2 separate regions of the Homo sapiens genome follow, and region 1 is linked to region 2. Evidence: chromatin contacts called from ENCODE Hi-C or POLR2A ChIA-PET data. All regions are on one chromosome and are shown on one strand. Each heading gives the region's core, a stretch centred on a gene start or an enhancer-like site at or near the end of the contact. The rest is flanking DNA. Distances are from core to core; before and after follow the strand shown. Region 1 holds the start of KDM4C (lysine demethylase 4C). Region 2 holds the start of VLDLR-AS1 (VLDLR antisense RNA 1).

What was found. Hi-C counts contacts between places; a loop is a spot of excess contacts on that map. ChIA-PET counts read pairs that join two places held with the same protein, here RNA polymerase II (POLR2A). Pooled maps may share reads with other maps.
Region 1: a pooled map shows a loop between it and region 2 (7-fold over the local background). The contact joins the promoter of KDM4C here to the promoter of VLDLR-AS1 in region 2. A Hi-C loop is called at or near these places in 6 of 50 pooled maps. POLR2A ChIA-PET finds 5 or more read pairs at or near these places in 2 of 52 experiments (GM10248 and GM12878).

What each region holds. Positions count from the first base shown.
Region 1 is chr9:6,756,542-6,760,303 of GRCh38, reverse strand. It overlaps KDM4C (lysine demethylase 4C), which reads right to left and starts at 2,331. Exons shown (of 22, transcript NM_015061.6): 1 at 2,101-2,331. RefSeq lists enhancers at 1,018-1,237, 2,438-2,797, 3,529-3,762 and silencers at 1,898-2,067, 2,158-2,397.
Region 2 is chr9:2,620,797-2,624,571 of GRCh38, reverse strand. It overlaps VLDLR-AS1 (VLDLR antisense RNA 1), which reads left to right and starts at 2,199. Exons shown (of 4, transcript NR_015375.2): 1 at 2,199-2,472. It overlaps VLDLR (very low density lipoprotein receptor), which reads right to left and starts at 2,785. Exons shown (of 19, transcript NM_003383.5): 1 at 2,301-2,785. The coding sequence starts at 2,382. RefSeq lists silencers at 1,651-1,740, 1,751-1,840, 2,111-2,380, 2,991-3,070 and an enhancer at 2,949-3,243.

The sequences.
Region 1 (3,762 bases), core at 1,082-3,581, 4.1 Mb before region 2:
CCATTAAAAGGAATGAAGTACTGATACAGGCTGCAACATGGATGAACCTTAAAAAACATTATGCCAAGTGAAAGAAGTCACTCACAGAAGACCAGATAGTGTATTATTCCATGTATATAAAATGTCCAGAATAGCCAAATCTATTGAGACAGACAGCAGATTAGTGGTTGCCTAGGGACAGAAGGGGATAGAATTGGAGGGAACTAGGCAATGACAGCTAATAGGAACAGAGCTTCTTTTGGGGATTAAAAAAATTCAAAAATTCATTGTGGTGATGGTTGCACAAGACTATTCATTTACTAAAAGCTTTTATTTATTTATTTATTTATTTATTTATTTATATTTTTACTTTTTTTTTTTTTTGAGATGGAGTCTCAGTCTGTCACCCACGCTGGAGTGCAGTGGTGCCATCTCGGCTCACGGCAACCTCCACTTCCAGGATTCAAGTGATTCTCTTGCCTCAGCTGGGATTACAGGCGCCTGCCACCATGCCTGGCTAATTTTTGAATTTTTGGTACAGACGAGGTTTCGCCATTTTGGCCAGGCTGGTCTTGAACTCCTGACCTCAGGTGATACACCCGCCTCGGCCTCCCAAAGTGTTGGGATTACAGGCAGGAGCCACGGCGCCGGGTCTGATTTTCAACTTTAGAAAAGCAACTGACTAAAGTCTGTTAATAAAAAGAAATAAGTCTTCGGTTTAAATTGTACTGTATTACCAAGTTTGCGGGATACTGTAAAGCTTATGTGAAAACTTTTCATAACACTGAAATTGGGAGAAAAAGCACCTAAAAAACCCGAACAACCGTGTAATCCGTTCCAAAACAAACTATGGGCGGGTTGCGCGGAGGCCAGCAAGGTAAGAAAGCAAGCGATAATCGCAAAGCAGAGCCGACTGCTTCCTAATAAAAAATGGACCTTTAAAAATTAAAACCACTAGTTTTCAACCACAACACTTCGAAATGAGAATATTAGTCACCGTTGCCATAGAAACAGTAAAGCCAAGCTGCCCGGAATTTAGACATTTTTTTAAATACCGCAAACTGAAATGGGTGAAAATAGGGCAGAGTTTAGTGTGAACCTAAGTGGCCGGAACCTACTAGTAACTTTCACCAGGATAAAAGTGACTCTGCTTTTCTAACCTACATTTCCGAACAGTGCTTTATAAATCACCTCTCGGGGTTAGTTTATCAAGCGCAAAAAAAAGTTTACCTTGTCTCTTCCGGAAGAAGGAACCTGACAAAACCCCTCCCGGTAGTATTGCCCACAATCAGAGCCAGCCAGCGCAGGCTTGCACCGCGCAGCAAAGGGGGAGCCCAGCATCAAGTCCACGCGGAAAGCATCTGAATCCCGGCTGCTGGCTTTACTGGCGGAGCACAGAGGAAAACCCCAAGCTCCTGCCTACAGCCCCGGCCTGTCTGGCTCCCTCCTCCACGTCCCCACTCCACGCCACGTTCTGTGCCTGGCAGTCCACGCGCCCTAATCCAACTCGCATTTATTTAAGCACCCGCCGTCTACACCGCATCATGGTTCCTCCAGGCACTGCAGGAAGAAATGGCCCCATGCCGGGGGAAAGAAACACCAAAAGGACAGCCGCGAGGGCTGAAGACGACCCCGAATGACGGGATGACTGCCTGCAACGGGTGGTCAGGAGAGGAGCTCCCACCCTCACCCCGCGGGTCGTGACACTCCCAGGGAAGGGAGGGCCCCGAGGGGTGCACCAGGCCCGGCCTTCCTGGAGTCCGCCACAGCCGACTGGCGGCGTTAAGAGGTCCGCATCCCAGGACCGCCCGAGCGCTCCTCTGCCCCAAGGAGGCGACCCCGACTCCGGATCCCGGGAAAACGGCGAGCGCGGGTACCGAACCTCGGTAAGGGCCGGAGCGGGCTGTCACCGGCCCCCGCATCCCTCCCCTGCGGCCGCGGCCGGCCGCTCCCTCCCCAGCTTGACAGTCGCTGCAGTCACGGACGGAGCGTCTCTGCCCCAGCGTCGCCGCTCGCCCGGACGCCCGCACCCCCGTGCCCCACGCGGAGGGGGGCAGTGCCGGGAAGACCTCTCCGGACCCTCCCCCCGCCCTGGCCCCCAGACTCCGGAAAAGCGGTTACCTGGCGCGCGGGTTGGGGCGAGAGCACGACTCGGTGGAGGAGGAAGAGAAGACAGTGGCCTCCGGCCCAGGGAGATTTGGGAAATTTGGGAGACTTGTTCCGCACTAGGTGACAGCTGTTCGCTGCGCACGCGCACAGGACCCCGGCCGCCCGATCACTGCGCCGCGCCTCACCCTCCCGTCGAGGGGGTGGGTGGGAGGCAGCGGCGAAGGCGCGCGCACCGCCGGCTCTCCCTGCGCGAGGGCGCGCGCGCCGTCACGTGACCGCTGGGGCCCGCACTTGGTGAGTCACGTGGGCTTACAAACAGCTTAAAGGTGCCCGGCACGCTCTTGCTTTGGGCTCAACTTCCGCGCTGTGGTTAACTTAGGCTTGCTGGCGCGCATCTTCTTGTCCTTTGGACACAGGCATATCCCATTCTTTCCGGAGGGGAAAGATACTCGCGTAGAAGGAGAAAACAGGTGCACAGAACCTTGCCCGGAAGCGCTGGCTGGGGTCCCGCAGGGCTGGACCTGATGTAGTCCACGCGCCACACGTCCTCCTGGGCGCCGACGCGCACCTATGGCGGCCTCCGACGCGCGGACGTCAGCGTGGCGTTACCGGGGTGGAGCCTCGGAATGTACTGGAGAGCCTGGCGAGAAAGTCGGGGCTCGCAGCTCTCCGGCGATGACAGCGCTGTGTTCCCGTTCTCCCTTCACCCGGTGGCCGGGACCACTGAGCCTCCTTCCCACAATGGGAGATCCCGAATAGGCGAAGAGTATCTTCGTGTCCCAACCCTTTAACAACTACCGCGCAGGAGCGTGTCAGCCTCTGGAAGCAAAACTGTCCGGTGTTGAGTCACCTACACCCAGCACGTCCCGCCCCGACCCGCCCAAGTGTGCTCTTAAGATAGGGAGGCACAAAGGTGACCCCAATAGGAATCCTGGGCTGGCGGTCCCTCAGAAACTAGAGTTGATAACAGTTTGGCCAGAACTGAAGTGACTAGAAATGCAGGTGCCTCCAGCGTCTGAGACTAGATAAGTTAACTTCCTACAACTTGTTGCTTTTCCTCTGTAACTCCGCCTTCCGAGGTGTCAGAAGGAACCAACCAGACCTTAAGCCCCTGTACTGCCAAAGACAGATGGTTGAGCATCAGATGTTTTGCAAAGCTGAATGATTTTTTTTTTAAACTTCCTACAGAGCTCCCAGCTGGGTCCCTTGTGGCGTTTTCTCTAACGTCTTAGCTAAGAAAGATTGGGCATATCTTCACACCAGTGAGCAAAGTTGGGCTAATATGCTGAATTTTCTGTTACATTATACTGATAACAGAATTTTAAAAATATATCGACACCGCTTACCACGCGCTTGAACTCGTTTCTCACTGGGGTGAACATTGTGAGGACAGATGGAATGTGATTAATTGAGCTAAGGCTAACGGGATTATTGGGTCACCATATTTCTTTAGTTGTTAAAAACAAAGTTCCGCTACACACACAGACACACTCTTTTTTGAGACGGAGTCTTGCTGTGTCGCCCAGTTTGGAGTGCAATGGCGCTATCTCGGCTTACTGCAACCTCCGCCTCACGGGTTCGAGAGATTCTCCTGCCTCAGCCTCCCGAGTAGCTGGGATTACAGTCGCCCGCCACCACGCCCAGCTAATTTTTGTATTTTCAGTAGAGACAGGG
Region 2 (3,775 bases), core at 950-3,449:
CCTTAAAGAATATATCATACCACAGATCTTAATCTTGACTACTTAGGCTGAAGGAAAATGTCCCAGAACCCCCAGGAATTGTGCAATCAGGTATACCAACTTCTTGTTAGCCTTAAGTTCCTTGCCAGAGTCTCAGTGTTCACCTGTCTTGTCCAGGAGTATTGTGGAACAGCACCATGTGCCAGTGGACAGAAGGGGTATGTGTAGAAGCTCCAGGGTAGAAAGTCAGCCCACATGCCCTGAGACTTTGAACTTAAGACAGATGCCGGTTGGGATTGGTTTAGGGTCAATAACTGCCTCAGCCCAAATTTCCTCCAGTTCTGGAAGAATCTGCTTCCTCTCCTTTGAAGAATTTGTTTTTCCATTGTTCATGGCATGTCAAATATTTCACATGTGACAAAGTGAAAAGGATCCTCACCTGCCCAATACAAGGTGAACATCTGGCTTTGACTAACTCATGTCAGTAGTTTAGGTGCATTCCTAGCATTCTATAAGGTAAAGTTAACCTCTAGTGGAAGGGACATGCAGCAAAAACGAAACTTTTCTCTCACCTTCCTGGATAATTGTCCCTCCTTCTGGTATACCTTAGCGTTTTGAAATGTTACAAAAGGCATAATGCAAGTCATGGCACTATACTGAGAAATCGTTTAATAAGTTAGTATTACTCATCTATTAATGATTAATGCTAGCGTTTGGAAACTCTTGTAAGCAGAGCTTTTCTAGGCTCTCAGGCTTGTTACACATCAGATTCCATGTTCACTACACATTCGTCCTCTTCAAAGAGTCCAGGCAGGGGAAGGCATTTGAGAGAACAGCCCGTAAGAGCCTGTGGAGTCTCCTACTTTCCATTGAAAATAACACTGCCCATGCTGCCCACTTAAGAGTCCGCGGAACCATGTGACCAACCTAAACGTGATCGCACCGCTAACCAATCGCAGAGGGCGGAAAGGCCAGTCCCAGTTCACACGCTCCGGACAGTGGCAACCAAAGGGCAGGGGCATTCGGAGACGTAAAAACCCCAGGCGCTGCCCGACAGGCTCCTTGACCACATGCTTTAAAGTTCGCTCTCACTTCAGGAGCACGTGACTGCAGGCCGGCAGGGCCCCTGAAGCCACCCGGCGACGGGAGCCAGGGACTCTGGAACGGGTGTTAAGGGCCTGGGCGGCTTTCAGTCCCAATTCCCTGCAGCTGGCAAGCAAGCCCCTCGGCGTCACATCTGAAGATCACTTCGGGGACGCGCTAGGATTCCGACTGAGTCCTCTCAGAAAGGCTTCCTGTCGCCTGTCCAGGAAAGTTACGAGGCCCCAAGTGGGAACGTGGCTGACGACCAGGCGGGGCCCCCAGGCCCCCGCGGCAGAGTCTGGGGACCCGACAGTAGTCACCGCCGCCCTTCCCAACAAGACAGGGCCACACGCTCGCTCTCGCGCTGCTCCTTTGAGCTATTGTGTAGAATGAAGGCTAATTACAGTCACTAGCCTAGGACTCAATTCCTCTCGAGGAAACGTCACCGGGAAGGAGGGTCAGCAAACTAACCTGATTAAGTCTCCCCTCCACTCCCCCTCCGCGTTCAGCTACACGGGAGACCCGAGCGGTTTCCAAACGCCGCCCGAGGCGGGGAAAAGGGAGAGGAGAAGCGCCCAGAGCAGAGTCCTGCGTAAAGCCCCGCCGCTCCCCTACCCCGCACGCCGGAGAGGCGGCCCCGCGCCGGGGGAGTCGCAGTCCGGGTGCCCTCGGCTCCGCGGAGCCTCCCGGCCGCCGCCCACCGAACGTGCGCCAGCTCGCGGCCGCCGGAAGACTCTGAAGCCCGGCCGGCCCCTGGCGCTCCGCGTCCCCGGAGGCGCTCACCTTCTCCCCCCGTCCGCTCCCGCACTCCCCGGGGTTCGAGGGTGCGCCCGAGGCTGCCGCACACGTCTTGGCCCTCTGCCTCCTTCCCAACACTGCGCCTGGCAGAGGAGGCAGAACCATTGTTCAATGCTCAGAAGCCCACGCACCTCGGCGCCCGTCAAGAGGGCGAGAAACGAGGCGAAGCAGCGGCTCTGGGGGAGGCGGAGTGAGGGGCAGAAGACTAGTTCAGGCGAGGCGTCGGGGCACCCCGAACCCCGCTGTTCCCCAAGCCCGGCTCCCTTTAGCCTCGGCGCTGACAGCTCAGAGGCGCCACCACGGAGGGGAGGGAGGGAAGGCGAGGAGAACCGAGAGGCGCCTCCTAGGAGGCGGGTGGGCAAACGGAGACCTACGCCTCGGGGTCTCCCGGTGCCCCGGCTGGGTCCCGCCCGCCGGCGGAGGGGCGCGTCCTCACTCACCGGTTCCGGTGGCGCCGCTCTCCCGGGGCGCCCAGCACAGCGCGAGCAGCAGCCAGAGCGCCCAGAGCGCGGACGTGCCCATGGTGCCCGCCTGGATGGTGCCGCCGCCGCCGCCGCCGCCGCCGTTCGCTCCGCACGACAAGTTACCAGTCCTTCCGAAAGGAGGAAGAAGGTGGGGGCGGGGAGGGGAAAGGGGGAGAAGGAGGGGAAGGAGTTGGCGGGGGAAGGGAGCGGGGAAGAAGAGGGCACCCCCTCCCCTACAACTTGCACAGTCTCCTCCCCACCCACCCAGCCACCTCCCCGGGCTGCAGCAGCAGTGCAAGCCGAGCCTGCGGGCAGAAAATAATGCAGGCGCTGCAGAGGAGGGGAGGCAAGGGGAGAGGAGGGAAGGGAGAGGGGGTGGGGAGCCGAGAGCAGAAGAGAGCACAGAACGGAGAGGAGCCGGTAGCGGAGCACCCGCACCGGCGGCGGCCGGAGAGCGGGGTGAGCAGCGGGGAGGGGGCCGGAGGGGGCGTGGTCAACGGGAGGCGCGGCGGGCGGGCGGGAGCGCGGCGGCTTCGGCCCTCCTTTCCCTCGACGCGCTCCTCTTGCACGCGCCGGGCAGCCGGGTGCCCGCGCGGGGAGCGTGCGAGTGTGAGCGTGCGTGAGTGACCGCGGTCGTGGTCGTGGCTGCCGCCGCCGCCACCCGGACCGCTCTAGGGGCCCGGCTGCTCCGCGCGTTCGCCTGGGGCTCACGGGGGCCCGGGGCGACCGCTGGTTGGCTCGCGCGCCGCCCTCGCCTCCAATCCCGGGTGCCTGTCCTAATTTCCTGATCCAGGGAACCTGCCGCCGCAGCGGCTGTGCGCTCCCTACAGTCATTACTGTACCCTCCCGGCAGCCTCCGGCAGAACACGCAGCAGCAGCAGCAGTTAGCGCTGATGCAACTATCGTTGCTGTTGCCACCGCCTCCCCACTGACGGGGCGTGCACCTGGGGGGTACTTGCAGTTTCCAGGGGCAACAAGCATCTCTCTACCACCCTCTCCTGCGCCCCTGAGAGAGGCTGGTAGGTAGCATCTTCTTCGGGCCTCCTCTATCCACTCAGAAAGTGATGAAGCGGAGGGGCTCCAAACGTTTGGGCTGCTCAAAAGTGGGGTTTGGGATGCCGGTCTCAATCGCACGCTGAGATGCCGTTTTGCCGAAAACTAAATGTGTCTTTAAGTGAGAGAGTGTGTATGTTTGAAAGAGAGTGCGCGCGGTTGTGGCTGGTCCTCTGTAATAGAACAAGACTGAAATAACCCAGCCTGGGATGAGGAGAAGGGAAATTGCTAGCGCAGCTTTGCATTTGCTCATCAACGATTATAGTTAATTGCTAATTGCACAAAATGATAGTTTGAGGGCCTGTAATTAAAAGCTTAACCTTTTCTTGTTTGGAAGAGAGGGGCCCCATACGTTTATTCCTCTTGATATACTTTGTAACATTCAATTACAAGAATCG